Linked DNA regions of Homo sapiens: all the other regions are linked to region 1. The links are chromatin loops, found by intact Hi-C in ENCODE. Cell type or tissue: chondrocyte. All regions are shown on one strand.

Region 1 (8,000 bases):
CTGATCTCTGTCCCTGGAAAACATTTTGGGTGAATGCAGTCGCTTTTGTGGTCACTCTTAGACAATAACGACAAATTTGATATAATAATGTTACTTGGCTACTTCTAGGTAAGAGAAAATCTAGTCCAATCTAATATACAAACTCCAGACTCTCCTTCCACCACTTGGCCGATTTCAGGTTTGGAAGTCATAGTGGGGGAAATAGTTGTGATTGCTTCTCCACCCATTTCCATCTTACCTACCCTAACACCCCAGCAGACATTTTAGGACCCTCCTGTGTTGGGGTCGTAGGTGGGGAGGAGAGAGGAGAGGAAGGACAGAAGAGGCTTCCTGCACCTGCCTGTAACCTGTATGTGGCAGTAAGCATATGTCTCTCTCTCTCTGTGTGGCACTTTGTGAATTCCTCCATGAGCCCTCTGACTGCAGCCCCTAAAGCTGAGGAAGCCACCACACGTTGGCTGCCTTTGACTTTTTTCTCTTGACAGCTGTGCACCCAATGGCACGCCCACAGCTCCTGCTGAGATTGCCTCACTGCTGGCAGGAAGCCCACATGGGCAAGCTTCTTTTCTTCCTCTTCATTAAAAAAAAAAAAAACACTTAAGTGGTAACCTGATTATAAAAGCAACACACGTGACAACAGAATATTTCTAAAAATAAGAGAGCAGAAGATAATTAGTCAAATTCCCGCCACCTACGTCCCAAATGCCCATCAGCAGATGAATGAAGAAGCAAATCGTTGTACATTCCCACACTGGAGTACCACTCAGCGATAAAAAGGAGTGAACTATTGATACGACAACATGGTTGCATCTAAAAATAATCACGCTGAGTGAAAGAAGGCGGACAAAAAAAAGCATGCATACTGTCTGATTCCATTTCTATAAAATGCTCAAAAATACGCACTGATTTACAGTGACAGAGAGCAGAGCGGTGATTGCTTTTTAATGAGGCAAAGGGAAGGGTGGGAGGGATGGATGCTAAAGGAGTAGAAGGACGTTTCTGGGTGTGATGGATGAGTTCCTTATCTTGATTATGGAGACAGTTTTGTGCATGTATCAAATTGCATCCTTTAAGTACGTGCAGTTCTTTGTAAATCTATTATGTCTCAATAAAACTATTTAAACATTTTTACTGTTGGGCATATTCAGACAGGGTCTTTTTCTTTCTTTATTTTTATTTTTTATTTTACTTTAAGTTCCAGGACATATGTGCAGGACATGCAGGCTTGTTACATAGGTATACGTGTGCCACGGTGGTTTGCTGCCTCTATTGACCCATCCTCTACGTTCCCTCCCCTTGCCCCTCACCCCCCAACAGGCCCTGGTGTGTGTTGTTCCCCTCCCTGTGTCCATGTGTTCTCATTGTTCAACCCCCACTTATGAGTGAGAACATGTGGTGTTTGGTTTTCTGTTCCTGTGTTAGTTTGCTGAGAATGATGGCTTCCAGCCTCATCCATGTCCCTGCAAAGGACATGGTCTCATTCCTTTTTATGGCCGCATAGTATTCCATCGTGTATATGTCAGACAGGGTCTTTTTCTAGAAGGGCCATGGCTGGTTCTTTCCTGGACCACCCATCACAGGCTCCTTCCCCCACGCTCAGTGTAAGTGCAGCTTGCATCTTTGGCAGCCTCTGTATTCAGCTGTTGCCTATTACCTGTAGACTCTTTAGGAATGAGCCTGGCTGCCACCCAGGCTTCAGGGAGCCTCGATAGTTCTCCTTAAGTCCTGTCCTTTCTCTGACCTGAGGTGTTGGACCCGAAGCTTGCTCTCACACATGTGTGGAGAGCAACCCATATAAAACACCAATATCTCTCTTCAAAGATCTAATCCTTTGCATCTCTTTAACCTCCTGTGAGTCTCGGCTTTTTCCTCCATAGCCTGGAGACAGGTGCACATCTATTGAAAGCAGCAGTAGCTTTTGGCAATGCCCTTCGCCAAGCCTACACATGTGGTTCAGCATTACAGTGGGTGTCTACTTGGCACTCATTGTTTTTAGCTTTGGGGTCACAGCTGAAACTCTGAGATGACAAAAAGTCTCATTTTAATGACCTGTTTCACTTCCCTTTGGTTCACTGGGATACAAAGAGATGAATTTTTCCCAATATATTTTTAGAGGCATATTTATCATAAGAGCAGGCCAGCAGCCTCTCTGAGTGCTGAGGCCCTAATAGGGACTTGCAGTTATTGTATACCTACACCCCCACAAGGCCCCCAAAGATGCAGAGTGGACCTTTTGGTCCCTCTCCTCCCTTTGTCTAAGGACATCAGATAGTGATCATAAATATTCATCCCATCTATTTCCTGATGCTGGGAAGGGAAAATATTGCAAACACCACGAGCACTTGTTGAAGACACACATACGCCAGGCACTGTACCCAGAACTGACTCTACAGTGGTGATGGACAGGTCCTGCCCACGTGGATCCCCCAGTCTAGCAGACTGGACAACAGGATGGTGGCCTGGAGAAGAGGGTGAACATAAACTGGTGGACAAAGGGCCACATGGTTCGCCTCCAGAGATCTTCTTTAGAAAGGAGTCAAAGGGCTGGGCGCGGCGGCTCATGCCTGTAATCCCAGCACTTTGGGAGGCCGAGGTGGGTAGATCATGAGGTCAAGAGTTCGAGACCAGCCTGACCAACATGGTGAAACCCCGTCTCTGCTAAAAATACAAAAATTAGCCGGGTGTGGTGGTTCACACCTGTAATCTCAGGTATTCAGGAGACTGAGGCAGGAGAATCACTTGAACCTGGGAGGTTGCAGTGAGCTGAGATTGCGCCACTGCACTCCAGCCTGGGCAACAGAGTGAGACTCTGTCTCAAAAAAAAAAAAAAAAAAAAGAAAAGAAAAGAAAAGAAAAGAGTCAAGGGTGAGCAGTGCAAGGCTGAACAGCTTTCCATATTAGCCAAATACACCACCTCCGTCAGGATCCTCCCTCATAGAAGTCACCAGCACAGAAATGAGTCAGAACATTGTCACGTGAGCAATGGGAGCAGAATCTCCCCTCCTCGTGTCCTTGCTGCTGGGCCACAGGCCAGTGGTAGGCCTCTAAAGGGTTTAGAGTCACACAGGATGATGAAGGGGACAAATCAAGAAGAAAAGAAAAAAGGGAGCTTGCCAGGCACCTTCTTCTGCACCTCCAATTCCAAATGCACTCAGTGGATGCGTGGGAAGTGCTGAATCACATATGAAAGCAAAGCTTTAAACAGGATAGACCAAGCTTTAACAACAACAACACAAAAGCTTGAATGTCTACGAAGTTGGATCTGCATCTCATGGAGAGCCCAGGAGGTTTTTGCAGAGTACAGCTGGTAATAAAAATATGGAGGATCTAGGCCAGGTGCAGTGGCTCACGCCTGTAATCCCAGCACTTTGGGAAGCCAAGGCAGTCTGATTGCTTGAGCTCAGGAGTTAGAGACTAGACGGAGCAACATGGGGAAAACCTGTCTCTACAAAATACAAAAAATTTAGCAGGGCGTGGTGGTGAGCACCTGTAGACCCAGCTACTTGGGAGGCTACTTGCTTGAGGCCAAGAAGTTGAGGCTGCAGTGAGCCGTGATCGTGCCATGCATTTCAGCCTGGGTGACAGAAGACAGAAAAAGACCATGTCTTAAAAAAAAAAGAGGAAGATTTACCATGCCTCAGAGACTAAGTGCCTTACATTGTAATATAAAGTCTTTGAATCCTCACAATGACCCCAGGAGGTAGGTGCTGTTATTAACATCGTCCTTTCCTCCATGAGGCTAATAAGACACAGAGAGATTAAGTGTCTTGTCCAAGGTCATAGAGCTAGAACCTTGACTCCAGAAACAGCATCTGCAACCCCCAACCCCCCACCCTCGCGGCCTTTTGCCTATTCTGCAATCTCATGAAATTTCCTTTCCTTCTTTGAGGCCAGGAGCTCTCCAAGGTGCTGGAGAGAGGCCCAGAAGCAGCGTAGAGAGGCAGCCCCGCCAGACCCTGCAAGACCATAGTAAGGACCAGGATTTTATTTTGAGAATTAAGGGAAACCACAGGCGTCTAAATGAATCACTGCTGCTTCCGCGCTGTCATAGCCAGCACTCTGGCTGTGTCTCTATTTAGCACTTGAGAGCTGGCTGTTTACGTGCCTACTTCTCCTTCTGGACTGGAAATGTCTTAGAGCAGGGACTGCATCTTAGCCATTTTTATATCTTCTTCACGCTGTCCCAGTTACACAGCACAGTGCTGGCATATATTAAACATTTAGTACCTGTTTATTGAATGAAATTAAAGTAGAAATGGATTCTTAATTATCTTTGAAAAATCTCATTTTCCGGCAGCCCAATTAATTTCAAAGAGACTCAGGAATTTCTACAGTATCATGGCAATAACAATGGTAATGTTAATTCCGGTTACTAAGCTCTCAGTGTTACATGCTGGGATTTGGGCAAAACACTTTATATCACCCTTAGTATATTGAGAGAGAGGTACTCTAGGTCCTCCCAGTCACTGGTAGTCCTTTCCCAAGCAGAAGACTCACCTGGGCGAGCTTATAAATCCCAGAGGTTAAGGAGAATACGATTTCACAGGAGTGGCCACTAGGTGGTGGTGTGACACCATCATCACCTCGCCGTGGGCTAGTGGGCAACTTGGACCAATTGCGCGGGGCCGGTGGAGTGGCTGGGGGCCTCTTGGGAATCAAGATGGCCAAGATGGGGGTCTGTGCACCAAACTCTGTAGTTGAAGTTGAGGGCTTTCCAGTTTATGCTGCCCATGAGCAGATGAATGGAGAGGACTCTTACTAAGCCAGGGTGCATTTTCTTCTTGTTGAAATCTGAAAATTATTCACTTCATTTCAACTCAGTTGAACAAGACATTATTGAGTCTCAGCTCTCACTAACACCCCCTCTGTCTTCACACCCTCTATTTTAGACTGGATTGGGGTGTGGGGACAGGAAGGCCACCAGTCCCAGTTCTCACATTTATGAAGAACATGATTAGGCATTTAATGTTGCATTCAAATAAGGCCATGCATACGATCATTATATCCCTCCCGATGTTAAAACAGTTTATTCGTTCTTACGAATAATGGTATATTTAAGTTGTACCATTATTTTTGTGCTCTTTTTTTAGCATACCTTCGTTTTAAAAATATGTCAGCATCTTTAGATATTGGAAGTATTTAGGACTCCTTTCTCAATTTTTGAAGAGCTACCTGTTTGAAGAGCAACTAAAATGCTTGCAGTCCCATCAAAATAACTAATCGACCACGCTTTCTCTGATTTTATTGTTTTTGCGCTTGCTAATTTCCACTTCTGGAACAGTTTCTTCTCTGTCTTAAGTTGATCTATTCCTGCCTATTCTTCAGATTTTAGATTGGACATCACCTCCTGTGCAAAACAAGAGCTTGTTAGGTGCTTGCTTTTACCCCATTGTTATTCTTTCTACTATGCTGTAATTCACGAATCCTTCTCTGTGTCCCCTAAAAGATCAGGGGTTCTCAACTTGGGGTATTTGGACCTTTAGGCTATCCATGATATGCCCTTAAAATTTTGTATTATTTACTTACTGCCACAATAATACAGAATAAGAGCAACCACAAAACCTCAGTGGCCCATAGTAAGTGAATATTTGTTATGTGTCTAGAGTCAGCTGAAATTCAGCCAGGCAGGGGTCCTGCCACTCTTGGATGGGCTTGTTTACACCTCTGGGATTACCTGACTGCTGGCTGATGGAGATTGGCCCTTGCTGCGGCAACTGAGCCGTGTTCCACATGCTTCCCATCTCCCTTCTGGACTAGAAGGCTAACCCAGGAGGTCCTTCTCATAATGGTTGTGGAAATGCAAAAGATCAGGCCCCAAAATGCAAGTCTGTTTCATCAGCTTCTGCATTGGCCATTCCCACTAACATCCCTTTGACCAAAGCAAGTTACATGGATGAGCTCAAATTCAAGTGGTGGGGAAGGCCCCCCTACTCACAGAGGGAAGGTTGGCCATGCTGCGTGGCCAAGGGCATCATTCAGAAAAGAGAGAAGAATTAGGGCCATTGCTGCTATCTACCATGGATTGTATGCCAAAATACTGTATATTTTCTGGAAAGATGATCTAAGGCTTTTACCAATTTCTTACTGGGACCCATATCTGCAAAAGTTCAAGAACCTCTGATATAGACCCAACTTTGAGTTTAGGGACTATATTTTCTTTATTTGTATATCTTCAAAACCTAAAATATAGGGCCTTGATCATAACAGGCGCTCAATAAATGTATGTAGAATGAATGAGTGCCTTTTGTATGCAGGCCATGTATAGTATTAGGTTCTGGGGATACAGAATTTAGCCAACCAAGGACTCTATTCTCAAGGAGCTTCTACTATGTGTGCTCTCTGAGAGAGCTGTTTTTCAGGGGTTGGAGTCAGGAGGCAGGTGGACATCCTTCCGCCTCAGCCAGTATGTGTTTGCATCATTATGATGCCTTGAGGGTGAAATTCAAGAAAGAACAAGTTCAGGGGAAACATAATAAACAAAGATGCTCAACTTCTGGGGTCCCAAATGTGAATTATCCTGCAGAAACCATATGCTGTGCAAGTAAACATATATGTGGGCATAAAAAAATAGAAGTGGAGACCTCATATTTGTTGGTGTCACAAAGTGAATAATGCATTTTCTTAGCAGCTAGTTCCAGAATCCCGGTCCAACAAGGAGATTGCCTCTGTCCAAGAAAATATCTTGATAAGCTGCTCAGGGCAGAAGGTGAGAGACCCTGAAGGCATGGGTGTCCAGTGAAATGAATTGTTTATTTTTTCCTCACAATGCAGGAAAGAGACAAAGGAGATAGAAGAAGTGGAATAAGGGGAAAGATAAGAACTGGAAAGCTGAACCATAGCCCAGACCCAAGCAGGAGAAAGAGCAAGAAATGCCTATGAGAAAGCCGGAAAGAAACCCCTGGAATTTGGAAGAAAATGTCTAAAAGGTTGTTTTCAGGAGATGGCTGGAAGGTGTTCTCTGGGACCCTCCCTCATGACTCCTAAGTAACCACACTTGCAAATGCATCTTGCATTTTGTTTCCTCCAGCTTTGTTTTGGTTTTGCTATCATGGAACTGAGAAAAAGACTGAGTTACTCATCAGGATTGGTGTGGTCCCAAAGAGATATCACTTGGTAAATGTAGTAACAGATTTAGTAGCAGGACCCTGGAGATGGAGGTTTCTAGGCTTGTGCTTCTGAAGTCTTAGGGACTTGGGGAAGGGTCTGGAAGCTCAGAGACTGTGGAACCATGGGATATCAGGGCATCTGTGCCTGGCACTTGCTCTACGACACTTTCTACTTGTAATGTTGGGCTGGTTTCTTAAATGTTCTGCTTCTGTTTTCTCACCTCTAGACTGAGGATAATAGTATCTTCTTCCTGGGGTCTTGGGGAGCTATCTAATGAGAAATGGAGACATCATACAAGACATAGCACCTGGCACACACACTTATACATGTTAGCTCTCATTATTTTAGATGTCACTGGGTTGTTATTATTATTTCTTTTGTTGTTCCCAGTAGCTGACATTTGGGTAGCATTGGCCTGGTGGACTGGAAGCAACACAGGACTGAGGGTCAGAAAACCAGTCTGGTCTTTGCTCCTCCCCTAAACAGCCATGCGACCTTGAGGAAGTCACTTTGCCCTTCCAGGCTTCAGGCTTCCTCTTCCTCCTCTAACTGAAGAAATTCGACAAGACTTTCTCTGAGGGTTGTTTTTTCCCCTCAACCTGTAGGAGGCACCATGGCCCCGCAGCTCCCAGCCTCACAAAGCCTGTTTTGACATTGGAGGAAGCAGCCCTGTTGCAGTCCACGGTCCACTCCGAAATCCATTTTCCCCACTCAGCATAACACTGAAATGAGACTGACTTGGTGTGTTTGTTTACACCCCTTGGGAAGTTATTTCCCCTTTCACTTAATTACCTGATATCCAGACATTGCTGTGCAAAATTCGCCTCAAATACATTTTGTAAAGTCATCTAGACTTGCTCCTCTGGTGCTTTGATTAAAATGTGCAATCTTCC
Region 2 (8,000 bases), 420 kb after region 1:
GTATTTTTAGTACAGACAGAGTTTCACCATGTTGACCAGGATGGTCTTGATCTCTTGACCTCGTGATCCACTCACCTCGGCCTCCCAGAGTGCTGGGATTACAGGCATGAGCCACCATGCCCGGCTGGTGTTATTGTTAATATCCTCAATACTGAGGGGATATCAGCTCGAATGACTCCAACAAAACCTTCAGAGATACCCAAAGGCTCCCATACAGTCTTCACTCTTCCATACATTTCTCCAGCCTAGTAACCAACTGGCTCTCACTTCAGCCTTGTTTTTGTTTTTAAGTTAAACCAGAGGCTCTAGACATGTCCCTAAGGCTCTGAGCAGTGTGAGGGTTGGGTCCTGTCCACCCCAGGCCTTTGGCAGGATAAGGGGCAGGGAGAAGGTAGCAGCTGTGGACCCAAGAAGACAGTGGCATGAGCAGGTTGCTCCCCGCGTGCGAGGCTGCTCCTTTTTGCTGATTTAACAGACAGAATCCCACTGCCAGTCTTGCAAAGTTTGTTCCCAAATGAGACAATATATATTTTTTTCATAGCTTTATTTTTCTACTGTTGATAACAGATGAAACTAAGAAAGTCAAATACAGTATTCCTCCCTATCTGAGGGGCTATGTACGTTCCAAGACCCCCAAGACTGAATGCCTGAAACCAAGGATGGTACCAAACCTTATATATACCCTGCACAAATCTCTCTTTGCTTCTTCATAATTTCACCACTAAAAGATTGGTTCTTACAATAGACATTAGCAACCTCAGCCTATAAGTCTTTTTTCTTTCTGTATTAAGTTGAGAACTTTTGTGTTTTCACTTTAAGGAAGCACTTTACAGCTTCTCTTTGGCATATCTGACTTGCCAGTATCGCTACTCTGTGCTTTGGAACCATTAAGAAGCAAAATAAAGCTTTTTCAAGCCCGCACACTAGGATAGCGCGGCAGTCGATCTGATAACCAAGACAGCTACTAAAGTGACTAATAGGCAGGTATCCGGTACAGTGTGAAAATACTGGACAAAGAGATGATTCACGTCCCGGGTGGGTGGGAGATTTCATCAAGCTACTCAGAATAGGTGAGCAAATTAAAACTTATGAGTTGTTTACTTCTGGAAATTTCTATTTAATATTTTCAGACTGCAAGTAATTGAAACCGCAGAAAGCAAAACGGCAGATAATAGGGGACTACCATATCAGTCTTCTCTTGGAGTACCATAGTCACAATTGTACCATCCAAACTAATGAGTATTCATTCATTCTACTAATGTTTATTGAGCACCTACTAAGTCTCAGGCCCATGATGGATTCTGAGGATACAGCTGTGAATAAGACTCTGAATTCCCTGCTCTTGGCAACTTACAGTCAGTGGGGGAGACAGACAGTAAATAACAAACATGCCCACATTCCAGTATTTAATCCAAATTAATACAAATTATTGTAAGCTCTATAAAGGAAATAAAGGTGACACAATAAATGATGGGAAGGTGATGTTGGAAGTAAAGAAGTGGATGCAATAAATGAGTCATAAAGGATTTTGTAAATGATAAAGGATGACAGGGACAGTCCTAGCAAGCCATTTTGAGGAGGTGACGTTTGAGCTGAGACCTAAAAGATTAAAAGGAAGTCATGGGGCCGGGTGCGGTGGCTCATGCCTGTAATCCCAGCACTTTGGGAGGCTGAGGCAGGCAGGTCATGAGGTCAGGAGATTAAGACCATCCTGGCTAACACAGTGAAACCCCGTCTCTACTAAAAATACAAAAAATTAGCTGGGCGTGGTGGCGGGCGCCTGTGGTCCCAGCTACTCAGGAGGCTGAGGCAGGAGAATCGCTTGAACCCGGGAGGTGGAGGTTGCAAGTGAGCTGAGATCACGCCACTGCACTCCAGCCTGGGTGATGGAGCGAGACTCCATCTCAAAAAAAAAAAAAAAAAAAAAGTCAGGGGAGAACATTCCAGGCAATGGGAATAGCAAGTGCAAGGGCGCTGATAAGCCAGAGAGCTTGGTTTGCTCTAGGAACTGTCAGAAGACCAGTGTGACTCCTGCGTAGTGGAAGAAGGGGGTGTGAGGGAAGGTTCTAGAGAGGAGGCCAGGGCATGCAGAATTATACATGCTGCAGGAAGGGACAATAGGAAGCCCTGATGGAGTGGACACTTGGGAATGACATGGTCATCTTTACATGTTTGAAAGATCTTTCTGGCTGCTGTTTGGAGAATGGGCTGAGGGGCACAGGAGTGACTTAAAGGAGACTAGTTAAGATTATAAGAGTAGTCCAAGGAAGAAAGAAGATAGGGGCTTAGAGTAGGTGGTGGAAAGGAGCGTGCAGAGAATGGGAAGGCTACCAAATAGATTTCAAGGCAAAACCAGTGGGGCTTGATTTGTGTATGGATTGGGTGTGGGGATTGTATGGATTAGAAAGGGAGTAACTGAGATGGATCCCAGGTGTTTGACTATAGTGGTGCCATTTAATGGAATAGAAAAGAGTCCTCAGTAGCCAGTGCTGGATGCTGGAAATGAAGACTTGTGTTTTGGACATGTTACGTAGGAGACATTGCTTACCTATAGAGCCCAGGAGCAGCCTGGGCTGAAATATAAATGTGAGTATCTTCCTCTAGGGAGTATTGGAAGTGATGGGGGGATGTCTCCTAGGAACAGAATATTGAGCTAGGGGAGAAGGGGCCCTAGGACTAAGTACTGAGGGACTCGAAAACTTGAGGTCATTTGCATAGCAGGAGCGTGGGAAGAGCCCCAGGTAGGAGCTGATCAGAAAGGGAGTAGAAGGAAATCCAGGAGGTTGTGGTGTCCCAGAAGCTAGAGAAGAGAGTGCATCAAGAAAGGGGAAATAACTTACCATGTGTAAAGCCATGGAGGGGCTAAATGATTAGAGAACGGAGGATACCACTGGGCTTGTAACATGGAAGTCAACCGCAACCTCAGAAAGAGCAGTCCCACTGGGGCTTCAGGGACTCGAGAGGCCAATTTGGATGAAGCAAAGAGGTGGATGAGGAGAAGTAGAACTGTGCTGATGACATTTTGGGAAGTTTTGCTTGGAAAAGGAGTAAAGAAATGGTGCTGGGGGCATATGGAATCAAGAACGTACCTCTTATAGATGGAAGACACCAGATCATGCGTGTTTGCCATAGAGCTCCATCTAGTGGAGAGTAAGAGTTTGGAGATGGAGAGAGGGCATGCAGAGGAGTGAAATCCAAGAGAAGTTGAGTGTATTAATTAGTATATAGGTTTGGCTGTATGTAAGGGAGACCTCGAGTAGCAGTGGTTAAATAAGAAAGGTTATTTCCTCTGCAATGAATAGCCCAAGATAATTGTTCTAGAACTGGAATGATCATTCTACTACACGAGGTTGTTCACGAAGTTGGCCCCTTCATACAGCTTGTTCCTCCATCTCTAGGGTCCTTGTCTAGGGGGTCCAGGACAATATAACCCTGCATCCACACTCCAAGCATCAGGATGGAAGCGAGGGCAACAAAGGAGCAAGCTGTCCTTCTGAGGCTGTGCCCCAGAGGTTACTCACATCCCTTTCTTTCAAGTCATATTAACCAGAATCTGGCCACATGGTCATGCTGAGCTACAAAGGAGACTGGGCAATACAGCCTTTGTTCTTAGTATCTGTGTGCTTAGCTGGAAATCAGTTTTTCTTACCGTAGAAGAAGGGAGGGGAAGCTGCTAGGACCCTGTCCCATCCAAGTGTAGCAGTATCTTGTGGTTTCTGTCATGGTCAAATAGGAATGGAATCCCTAAATGAAGTGGGGAGATATTGCCCTTCAGCGAAAGAAGGAGCAATTAATTCCTTGGTGTTAGCAGGAGGAAAGAGAAAATGGATGGCGGAGCTGGAGGGTTTGTTTATCTGGTGGTTGGAGGACGAGAAAGTTCCCATCTGATGCCTTCTGTTTTCTGAATGATACTTGAGGTGAGGTTATTAGAGGTTGAGGATGGAAAGCCAAAGAGTTGAAAAGATCATCATAATTGTTTCTAGTTATGGTGTGCTTATGTTATGCCAATCTCTGCTCTAAAACCTTTACATCTATGAATTAATTTATGTAATATTTTGAAGAACAGATGAGGAAGCTGAAGCCAAGAAAGTTAGTTCCTTGATAAAGATCCCACAGCTAGTAAGTGGTAGAGCTTGGACTTGAACCTGAGCGTCTTCATTCCAGCATCTATGTACTTTACTTCTGTGCCTACTGCCTCTAGCCTGGAACCAGAAATATGAGATCAACCACTTCAAGAGTGGGACACACAATAAGAGAGGCTGCCTGGCCAGACTGAGTGCCCAGTGGAGATTTGTGCTCGTGAGTTTAATGTGAAACCAATAAGCTCACTCATACAGTTCTGGGAAGGTTCAGCTGCTGAGTGCAAGTGAGGAGAAGATGGTAGTTTAGGGTGTTCCAGGTGAGTATACCAAAGAGAAACACAGCTAGAGCCTGGAGCCTGTTGGACATGCAGATATTATCATGATAGACTACTGAACTCAGGCTGGGCCAGCAGGCAACAGGTGATGACAAGGAGGGTGTGATGGCCAGTGAGAAAGCAGTGGGGTCAGTGCCATGGCAGCTGGGGAATGTGCTAGGCAGTGTTGCAGTGGGGTGTTTGCCATGATGATTCTGAAAGCAGTACAGATTCTGGTAACGTAAGACCCAACATAGGAGTCTGGAGTGGATGGCTGAGGGAAGGCACAGTGAGAACCAAGAACACTAACAAATGACTCCCAGTGGCCAAACCATGTTCCAAGTTCACTGTCAGCAGCTAGCTCAAGGAGGCAGACCTCATCGCTGGGTTAAAGGGAGAGTGAGGAGCCTAGCTTTTGCAGCTACTCAAGGTGGCTCTCTGAGGGTGGACTGATGTTAGAGGTAGATTTGTTCAGGGATGGTAGAAAATCAGAGTCAGCTGCTGAATGTGCTTTGGGTCTAGTCTATTAGGTTGATGCAAAAGTAACTGCAGTTTTTGCCACTAAAAGTCATGGCGAAAATACATCCCCTTTCCTTCCATGACCAAGAATGGTTGAATCTTCTGTAGCTCCCATGTCCCTTTCACAAATAAAAGAGCTACTCTTCAGTAATAAAGCATTAGGATGGACCACATTTCTTCATTGTGTCATTGTGACCTCTAGTACATTCTATTCTCTGTCTGGATTTTAATGTTCTCCCCCATAAAATAAAGCAGTTGGATCGGAATAATCATAGCTAATATTTATTGAGAATTACTGGGTGCCAGATGCTATTCTAAGTGATTTACATACATTATATTACATTTAATTGTCCTGAAAGCTCCATCAGAGGTAGATATTACTATTTCTGGTGTTTTTTTTTTCAATGCAGGAACTGAGACACAGAGAATAAGTAACATGCTGTATTCATTTCCTATTAACTGCTAAAACAAATTACCGCAGATTTAAACAACACAAATTTATTCCCTGTGATTAAAACAACACACATTTATTCTTTTACATTTCTGGGCCAGAAGTCCAAAATAGCTTTCACTGGGCTGAAGTCAAGATATGTTAGGGCTGGTTCCTTCTGGAGGCTCTAGGGGAGAATCGATTTCCTTGCCTGTTCCAGCTTCTAGAGGCCATATGCATTCATTGGCTTACGGTCCTTTCCTGCATCTTCAAAGTGCATCACTCCAATCTCTGTTTTCCCCATCCCATCACCTTCTCTCTCTGACTCTGACCAACCTGTGTCCACTTATAAGGATCCCGTGTGGGCCTACCCACACAATCCAGGGTGGTCTCCTCATCTCAAGAACCTTAACTTGATCCCACTTGCAAGGTTCCTTTTGCCATGAAAAGCAACACCTTCAGGTCAGGTGCGGTGGCTCACGTCTGTAATCTCAGCACTTTGGGAGGCTGAGGTGGGCAGATCACGAGGTAAGGAGATCAAGACCATCCTGGCTAACACAGTGAAACCCTATCTCTACTAAAAATACAAAATATTAGCTGGGCGTGGTGGCATGTGCCTGTAGTCCCAGCTACTTGGGAGGCTGAGGCAGGAGAATCGCTTGAACCTGGGAGGTGGAGGTTGCAGTGAGCTGAGATCACGCCACTGCACTCCAGCTTGTGCGACAGAGCAAGACTCCATCTTAAAACAAAAAAAAAAAAAAAAGAAAAACAAGAAAAAAGAAAAAAAGAAAGGCAACACCTTCACAGGTTTAAGGACTGGGATGTGGATATCTTTGGGAGGCATTTTTCTGTTTACCACAATACCCGAAGCATGAGTTCCCAACCAGTGTAGACCTGGGCCCTGGGCACCACTGTGCCGTACTGACTTAGGATGGGCAAACATGGGGCATGCAAGCCACTGCCCTTCTCTTCGTGTCCATGGAGCACTGGCAACTGACTGCAGCCCTCTTTCCTTCAGAATCCGAGTGCATCTTAGAATCCTTCTCAACACTGTTTTCCAGGCAGCCCTGTCAGTTGACCCGAACTGTCAGGCACGATGAAGCCTGTGGGCCATTTTCAGTTTTGATCTCTAAGTTTTCATCTGGGTGTCACATCCAAGACACCCGTGGCACCAGTGAGCTTTTAGAGAGTGAGTTGTGGCAAGCCTGTGTGCCCTTCTTGGGAGAGAATTCCCTTTTTGCCAGTTTAGGACTTTTTTTTCTTTTTCTTTTTTTTTTTTTTTGTAATTCAGTGACTGTGGGTTTAAATATTACCCCTTCATAAGAGATGGCTCTAGGAAAAACAGGCTTCTTATTTCAATTCCCCGGCATACTGGCCAGGAACCTGGCTCTTTGTGAAATGCTAGTTGATAATTTCAGTTTGGGTGGTAGGGAAGGGAGGTGGAGCACATGGGGGAACACAGCCCCACCCTCCCGCCCCATCTGCTTGTGCTTCAAGAACATACTGTAATTGTTCAGCCCTGTATGGGGTGGGGGGAGAGAAAATCACAACATGTTCACACAGAAGAGAAAACAAACAGCCTTTAATACCAGTCAAGGGAAACACGTTTAAAGAGTTTTTTTGCAAGGCCTGAAGCAAAAGAACTTCTCCAGTACAGCTGCGTGGAGTCCCGTGCTCAGCTTCACTGTGGGCCTTCCACGTCTAGCTGTCAGAGCCTCTCTGCCTGTGCTGAGCCCGGTAGCAGACCCCTTTAATGCAGCTGGAACCCTCACTAGTTTTCTTCCTCCCTAACAGCCTATGATGTAGTGGTGGGTACTGGGGTGGGGAGCATTGGACCCTCAAGTTGAAGTTGCACTGTTTATCTCCTGGGTGCGTTGCAGCCCCCAGGACCATTAATTACACATTCTCCAGGCATCAAATTCCCCAGGTGGGTAAATAATTCCATTGCAATAAGGGGATGGTACATTGACCTTTATTTGTCTTTCTAATTTTCCACTTCTTTGGGGGCTCCGGGCTTTGCTAGGGCCTAATGAGCTCTAGTCCAAATGATTGCAGCACTTTGGGTCAGTATCTTCCTAAATTCACTCCTTTGCAAAGGTGCTGACCAGAGAACTGTGATAAAGGCTTTCCCCACTCTGGTCACACCGTGCATGAATGAGTCTTTCTCTTCCAGGCGTCCTTCAGTCAACCTCCTTGCCGTTCCCCTCCTTCCTGCCTCCTCCAGCCAGAGGCAGCTTCCAGAAAACTTCCCACTCTTACTGCATTTCCTATGAACGTTCCTGCAATCTAGGTGTGTCCTTGTGGATCCCCAAGTCAATGTCATGCCGGTAGAAAGGATGGGAATGCAGGTGTGACTCCTTCAAGGAGAGATTTCTCATAAGGGGAAACTGCCAGCTGTAGGGGTCCTCTCCCTTTGCATGGTTTTGGCTTTAGGAGCCTTGTATTCGTCCGTTTTCATACTGCTGATAAAGACATACCAGAGACTGGGAAGAGAAAGAGGTTCAGTTGGACTTACAGTTCCACATGGCTGGGAAGGCCTCAGAATCATGGTGGGAGGCAAAAGGCACTTCTTACATGGCGGCGGCAAGAGAAAATGAGGAAAAAGCAAAAACGGAAACCCCTGATAAACCCACCAGATCTTGTGAGACTTATTCA
Region 3 (8,000 bases), 270 kb after region 1:
AAGCATTGATTCCGGGCAAATATGTACAAGAACATAAATATTCATAATATATAACTGGTTAAGCAGTTAGCACTATTCACATAGTAATGGTAATAAAAACGTTGGTGACTGATTCTGTTAGCTACTTTGCCAATTCCTACACCCCTTTTTTCCTATCAAAATATCAATTTTGTTCAGGCAGCAATGTGTCTATCTGAAAATCTGTGCAATGCTAGATTATCTTGCAGTGTGAGATAGCCATGTGACTCGGTGCCTGCTGAGACATGTGCTAAGGGTTCCTGGGGAAGTTTTCATTTTCCTTTCTCCTTCTTGTACCTCTTCTTTTTTCCTTCCTGCAACATGGATATAATGCCAGAGGTGCAGCAGCTACCTTATGATCATAAGAAAACACACACACGTATACACACACACACACACACACACACACACGGCAAAAATGAGAAATAGAAAAACAAAAAGATCTTGTGTCTCTGATGACAACACAAAGCAACTACATCAGCGCTTGACTGCCTGAAAGCTACTATTCAGAGTGTTTTCTGTTATTTGCAACCAAGCTCATTCGCAACTAATACAATACTGGATGTGGACATAACCCCAAATTGTGATATAACTACATCAGAAGAATGACATCAGTATAAACTGGATATAAAATAAAAACATAAACAAAACCTCAATTATTTGCTGGCATTGTAAGAAGCCAGAGCTACTGATCAAGAGATATCAGCTTATGTTCATCAATTTTAACATGGAGCTACGTGTAAGAAACAGCTAAAAGATTTGAACAAAGTTGCTTCTAGGGTATTAAAGAGGGTGAGGTGCAGGGAACTGATATATTTGTTGTGTCTTTGTCTCAGTCTTCTCAGGCTACTATAACAAAATATCATACACTGAGTGGCTAAAACAACAGGCATTAATTTTTTCACAGTTCTGGAGGCTGGGAAGTCCAAGATCATGGTGCCAATGGATTTAATGTCTTGTGTGGGCGCTCTTTCTGGTTTGCAGGTGGCCACCTTCTTGCTGTAGCCTCACATGACAGAGAGAGGATGCTGATCTCTTGCTCTTCTTATAAGGGTATTAATACCATCATAGGGGTCATACACCCATGACTTCATCTAAACCTAATTACCTCCTAAAGGCCCCACCTCCACATACAATCACACTGGGAAGTTAGAGCTTCAACATATGAGTTTGGGGGACAAAGACTGCTATGCACTAAATAAACATTCAGTGCATAGTTGCACTTCTACTGCTTTTATCTGTAAGTTTTTTATTGTTTGTTTGTTTTTTAAGACGGAGTCTCACTCTGTTGCCCAGGCTGGAGTGTAGTGGTGCGATCTCTGCTCACTGCAACCTCTGCCTCCCAGGTTCAAGCAATTCCCCTGCCTCAGCCTCCTGAGTAGCTGGGATTACAGACATCTTCCACCACACCTGGCTAATTTTTGTATTTTTAGTAGAGATGGGGTTTCACCATGTTGGCCAGGCTGGTCTCAAACTCCTGACCTCAGGTGATCCACCTGCTTCAGCCTCCCAAAGTGCTGAGATTACAGGTGTGAGCCACCACACCCAGATTTAGTATTTTGAAAGACATACTCTGTTGCCATTCTACTGCTTTTATCTGTAAGTTTTCTTTAAAAAATTCATTTTGAAAAGGATTTCTTAAGCTGCATTTCCTTAATTGTCAGAATCAGGACTGGAACGTTAATCCAGTTTTTATGTGTAAAACAGCACATAGAATTTTCTTGTCTTTTTTATTTCCTGTTTTTTTTTTTCTTCTATCTTTGGTTTTCTTGCTTCATGACCCACATTTATTTTTTTCACAATTTATTTTTGAGATTTTACTTTGTCAACTCGTTTATTCTTTGATTCATATAAGACACCTTGTTCCATGTATTGTACTAGAAAATAGGTTTAGAGAAATGTACATAATCCTTGTCCTCCAGGCATCTGAGCTACCAGGAAGTCATTATAGTCTAGGGCAAGTGATAAAGCAAAGGTATACCCATATGAAGGAGGAAGTCCTAGGAAAGTTATGGATTTTCAAAAACCTGGACTGGCTTTTCAGGGAAGATTTCCTGGTGGAGGTGACTGTTGAGCTGAATCTTAAAACATAATGTTGATTACTTAGTCCAAAAAATGGAGAGAGATCTTTTCTAGGCATAGGGAACAGAATGTATAAAGACAAGAAAGCAAGAGAATGTCTTGGGTTTTAGGTAATTACAAATAGCTTAGTGTTGCAGAAACTTGGCAGGTGGTATTAGGTTGGTGGAAACGTAATTGCAATTTTTGCCATAAAAGTAATGGTAGCAGATCATTCCAGCAGGTCACAGAGGGCTTTGAAAGTCACTTTCAAGAGGGGTGCTACTGAAGAACCTTAAGCAGGGTGCAAATGGAACAGTGAGGAGGGTAGGAATGAGAATGGAATGCAGCAGGCCTTTTCATGATATTTAGGACATCTACAATAAAGGTGATTCCAATGAAGAGAAAGGTTTAGAATGGAAGAAATGAGTACAGTCAGGAGACCTCAAGCCTATTTTCTTAGAGGGACAGAAGGAGGCTATCTCTCCATGTGTTGCTCCAAACTGGCCCAATCTCTCCGTAGCTCAATACAAAAAAAAGCCCCATTAAAAATGGAATAAGACATTCCAGTTAATATGATGAAGAAACATCATCTCTAAGAACTCCTTGTCACAGCCCAGTGGTTTGAGCGAGCTGTCTTTTGAGGAGTACGGGATTCAGGCAGAAGCCCTGAGAAGGTAGAAGTGGCTTCAGACACAATTTAATGAGGACTATGAGATTGCAAAGAGATTGGATAAACCTTCTTTCCCCTTCTTCAAATTCTCTTTGGTCCCTTGTGAAGTCTTTCATTTTTAATACATAGATAGTGTAATAAGATTTGGCAATGTTAGGAATTACAGGCAAAATCATGGTTTCTTAGTTTATCCCAGGGCTTTGACCCTATCAAGAGTGGTGTGGCTGATGTGGGTGATGGTGGCTGAATAGCACATGGGTAGATGAAGGTGGAAGTCCTTAATTTGGTATTTCCATTCCATATATGTTACACATTTTATAATCGTCTTGAAGTCCTTGGGTTTTCTGTTCTTTTCCATTCTTTTTTCTCTTTGCATTTCAGTTTTCAAATTTCAGTTGATAGCTCTTCAAGCTAACTGATTCTTTCCTCAGTTGAATTCATCAAAAGAATTCTTCATTTCTATTATGGTGTTTTTGATTTCTAGCATTTCTTTTTAGATCTTTGTTAGAATGCCTATCTCTCTGCCCATATTACCCATCTGTTCTTGCATGTTGCTCACGTTCCCATTAGAGCCCTTAGCATATTAACCATAGTTGTTTTAAATTCCCAGTCTAATTCCAAGATCTCCGCCATGTTTGAGTCTGCTTCTGAGATCTGCTCTCTCTCTTCAAACTGGCAGTGGGGGGTTGTCTTTTATGCCTTGTCATGTTTTGTTGCAAGCTAAACATGATGTACTGGGTAAAAGGGATCTGGTACTGGTTCCCACAGAGTTTTCTGCTCCTGGGCTTTGCTCCACTAATTGATTCTCTGTATCTGACTGTTCATCCTTCCATTTGGGGGGCAGCTGCTTGCCCTATGCTGGGTTTTCTGATTGCTTTAAGAAGAGCTGTTCACTTTAAGTTTATTCAGCTTTTTCTCTTGTTGTGTGGATGGAAGAGACAACTTCCAAGCTCCTTACCTGCTGGACTGGAAGCCCAAAGAAGTCTTTAATTTGGAATTCTATTCACCAGTTTATGAACAGCACTGAAGGATTTGCTTTTAGAATTTTAAAATGAAAGTTTTTAACCACTCACTTGTATTCTTACTTAGTGAATGACAGGGAAGAACTAGGCTTTTGCCTTCATATGAGGATGTTTAGTGAGATCCAGTTCTCTTCTTATCGACACAGAACTTTAGAGGACTCTGTGTCCCATTTTGCAGGTGAGCACAGCTAGGTTCAGACAGGTAAAGTGATTTTCTAACTTTGCATAGCCGAAGAAAGGTCTTGGGCCCAAATCCAGGTCTCCTGAGTGAGTTCAGCATTCATTCCATGTCTTATATGTCACCCTGGTCCACCATCCCAAAGTCAATGAGAGTCCTTTAACCTTCGTTCACAGAGATGATAGTCACATCGGCAAAGAATCTGGAGGACAGGTGTGGGTGGCCTTATTAGAGAGTGAGAGGTAAGGAAGTGATACTAGGAAGACTCAGAGCCAAGAAGCAGCATTCTGATTAGAGAAAGATGTGTTTTGAAAAGGAAAAGGGACTTGGAGGCTGTAGGAATGTGAGTCACCTTCCTTGTTACTCCCTGGAGTTCAGCACCCTGCCCAAATCCGGCAATTGTCTGCACAGCAATGCCCTCTAGTGGTTTGAAGAAAGAGATCCTTTTCCCAAAACTTAGCTACAGTAGAAACTTCAAACTTGAGTCTCTGGGAGGGAAAGAAGCTGTCCTTCCTCCATGCTTCTCTTTGGTTCAGAGATTTGTCTAAACAGTGTTTTTCTCAAAATATACTTTCTAATGTATTTTTATTCAACAATCTGAAGACATTTAGAAACGTGAGTGATGGAAAGCATTAACCCATATGGAGAACCATATGTACCTAAGCTTGAGGATGGGAGAGGGAAAGCCACAGAAACACACACACACTAAAGACATCCTGGGATATGCACACGTAACTACAAATACTTGTGGTGGTTAAAGGTTTTGTGAGCCTTAAAGGTTATGAAATTTGGGAAGCTCCCTTTGATAAAAGAAATATAAAAATACAAATGCAAAATTAGATACAGAGCCATGAAAGGGTCTCCTTCATCAGCTTCATAGTGAATAAACTTCACATGTACCCATATGTTTGTGCACACGCAAAGAGGAAATTAAAGTGTAGAGTTACTTTTATTTTTTATGCTATTCCTGAAGTCCTATAGCTAGTGAGAATAAAATCACTTTGGAAAGCTGCACACTTATTTCTATGATGTTACCATTGTTTAGAATTTATCTGGAATTACAGGAATTGCCTTCAGATCCTGTGACATATTCCTCAAAATACCATTAATCATGGTAACTTTTATCATTTCAGTGCAGATTCATTTTTATTTGAAATAGCCAAGGCCACACAGAGCCTATTCTGGTAAGTACTGAGATAGGTAGTTAGGCCGGATATGCTGTTTTTGGTCAAGAGTAAAAAGTCATTTAAATAAACCATCAAACTATTTTTCCCATTTATTGCTTCTGTGCTAGTCTGTGAACAAGCTTCTCTGAAAAGGAACTCCAACATATTTTTAGCAATAAAAAAAATCATTTGGATTCGGAATGTAGATGGTACCCACGAGAATGTGACACGGTCTTACAACTATATGAAGATAATTGACCAGGGGCCCAGCCACTGAAGTGTGAAATCCATTTACCTGTTCACACAGAGGCCAGGCCTCCCCGGGCTGCTCCCAGCTCAGAAAAGAACGTAGCAGGGACTGAAGGAAGACTCATCCCTAGCAGGGACACCTCTTGATGACCAGCTTTGGCTCAAAGACATCCCAAGACTTTGCTGAACCATTTGTAGACTACACAGAAATCTAGGATGTTTCCATCAAACCTTCTCTTTCTCCATCCTTCACTCAAGGTCAAACTTGCCTCATGGTCTGATGTTTCTCCCAGCTTGCCTCCCTCTGATCCTACCCCACAGGTATTTCCTTCCTGCAGGCATTTTTCTTAAAAGACCTTGCACATTTGATCTCGTTTTGGTTTTTGCTTCTTGCAAGACTTCCAGCTTTCCACAGTAATCACTTTGAAGAATGGCGTCATCTTTGTTCTCTCTGATATCTACGTAATTGTAACAAAGAATCTGGATCCATTTTCTTGTGTTTAATTGTTGACGGCTTTTATATCTCCTTCCTTCCTCTACTCCTTGTGCCCCACATCTGGAAAGAGAGATAATAAAGCCTGGGCCCTTCCTCCTTAGCTCTAGCAGGAAATTCAAACCCTATAACCCCCTGCCCCAGCACAGGAACTTTCACCTTGGCTCTACTCCCCAACCACCATTAAAACTCAGATCAATCTCCTTTCTTCAATCTCTCAGGTTAGTTTGGACCTGCTTGGGAGGCCTGCCCTGATCTCCCAGAGAACTCAATTATATAAGTAATAAAAGTTTTCACAGTCTCTTGATGAACATGTGGCATCATCGGTTGCAACATCTAAACCAGTTTGGGAGGGAGGTCTATCCCTCTTGGAAGGTGGCCACAATAGTAATAAAATGTTGCTAGTTACCAAATATTGGAAGTGGTTAGTGTCTTAGTCATCTCAGGCTACTATAACAAAATGCCACAGACTGGGTGGCTTAAACACCAGAGATTTATATCTCGCAGTTCTGGAGGCTGGGAAGTCCAAGATCAAGGTGTTGGTGGCAGATGTGTTTCTTGGCAAAAGCCCATTTCCTGGCTTGCAGGTAGCCTTCAGCTCATTGTGTGCTCACTAGACCTTTTCTTTGGGCATGGACATGGAGACAGCGAGGTCTCTCCTCCCCTCCTTATAAGGACACTGTAGGAGTGTCCTATTTATAATCCCACTATGGGAACTCCATCCTCATGACCTCTTCTAAACCTAATTACCTCCCAAAGGCTCCACCTCCTCACACCACAACATTGGGGGTTAAGTCTTCAGCAGATGAACTTGGAAGGATGCAAACATTCAGTCCATAACAGTTACTCCGGTCCACTACGAAAAAGAAAATTTGCAACGTACCCTACATTTTCAGTTGAGGGGGTCACTAGCTATGCAGTCAGTCCTCTTCCTTCAGGGTGTGTAAAATGATGCCATTCAGAAAATCTAGCACTGCCCACCTACTCCCCACGCACCACTCTAATATAAAAAGATGGCTGAGAGAGAGAGGAGGTGGCATTTTGAAGAAATGTCATGTTTACAAAAAGTAGCTCTCTCTTCTCTCCAAGGCTGAGGGAAGGCGCCACCAAGACAAACCACCACACAGTGGGAAGTGCCTAAATCTTTTCTCCCTCCACTAATTCTGGGATGAGAAGATCATCTTGTCAGAAAGGTGACAAACGAATGGACTGGCAAACCTAATTACCAGTAGGGCATGTCAATAAAGGTAGAAGAGAGAAGATACGGCTGCAATGGGGGGAGACTTCCGTGGGGGAGCCAGAACTCCTCACATTTTCATGTGGCAAAGATGTGTAAGTTTTCTAAGACATAAAGGTAGATAGCTCCAGATATCTTGAAGCTATTTCAGCCTATAAGGCTGCAGGCATGGTATGGGGGACAAAGAAGCAAGATGGGATAGGCCTGTAGTGAGTTTTGGGAGGAGGGGGATATATTGAAATTGAGAAACAAATCCAAAGGAATGTGCAGGCAGTGGGTCCCCCAGGGCTCTCAGAAACACCAGCCAACACCCTCTCTGAAATAACCAGTATTCTTGGAATCTGACAGCTATGTGTCTTGGAGACTTGATACACAGTTAGAATCGATGGCTACTGGCTGTCGGAAAACAGACAAAAGCCAACAGAAAGAAGTGGTGACTTTGCTACGGGTCAGCCAATAAGGGCCCCGTGGCACTCCTCTCCTTCCTTTGGGCTATGACATCGATGCGGTATGTGCCACCTCTATATTCAAGCCACGAGCCACAAGTGTAACCCCTATAGGCAGGGATTGGTGAGGAGGACCTTAAAATGATTATAAAATTAACCATCAAAATAAACAACACTGAATCTAAGAGAAAGGATGTAAGACGGATCTAATAACTAAAAGTGATCAAAGAACAATGGAATTCAACTGTGCTATCGGGAGGAGAATCCACTATCACGTGGGGGAAACGTTGAATGAAACACAAGTCGCAGCAGAAATTGAAAAAAAAATGATTTCGTGTTTTCGTTTTAGTGAGCTGACACTCTTTTTTAAATTAATTTTTTAAACTACAGGCCAGGCGTGGTGGCTCACACCTGTAATCCCAGCACTTTGGGAGGCCGAGGCGGGTGGATCACCTGATGT

The links. A loop is a pair of places that touch in the nucleus more often than their neighbours do. Peaks named below come from ENCODE experiments on the same cell type or tissue, not always from the same donor. Only the 100,000 strongest peaks of a DNase experiment are listed, where the experiment ranks them.
Region 2: a loop joins it to region 1, with 9 times the contacts of the local background. A loop is called at or near these places in 16 of 110 quality-filtered maps.
Region 3: a loop joins it to region 1, with 4 times the contacts of the local background. A loop is called at or near these places in 61 of 110 quality-filtered maps.

Annotation. Positions count from the first base shown.
Region 1 is chr17:10,871,599-10,879,598 of GRCh38, forward strand. LOC124903926 (a long non-coding RNA gene) reads left to right here and starts at 3,590. Exons shown (of 2, transcript XR_007065619.1): 1 at 3,590-6,706. In chondrocyte, CTCF peaks have their summits at 4,558 (motif pointing right), 4,791, 7,720 (motif pointing right) and 7,930; no DNase peak of the experiment used is centred here.
Region 2 is chr17:11,294,058-11,302,057 of GRCh38, forward strand. The region is part of intron 2 of SHISA6 (shisa family member 6); the gene reads left to right. Among named protein-coding and RNA genes, the nearest start is that of SHISA6, 57 kb to the left of the region's middle. RefSeq lists a silencer at 2,839-3,007. In chondrocyte, CTCF peaks have their summits at 3,154 (motif pointing left) and 3,365; no DNase peak of the experiment used is centred here.
Region 3 is chr17:11,140,453-11,148,452 of GRCh38, forward strand. No RefSeq gene overlaps it. Among named protein-coding and RNA genes, the nearest start is that of SHISA6, 97 kb to the right of the region's middle. In chondrocyte, CTCF peaks have their summits at 4,360 (motif pointing left) and 4,559; no DNase peak of the experiment used is centred here.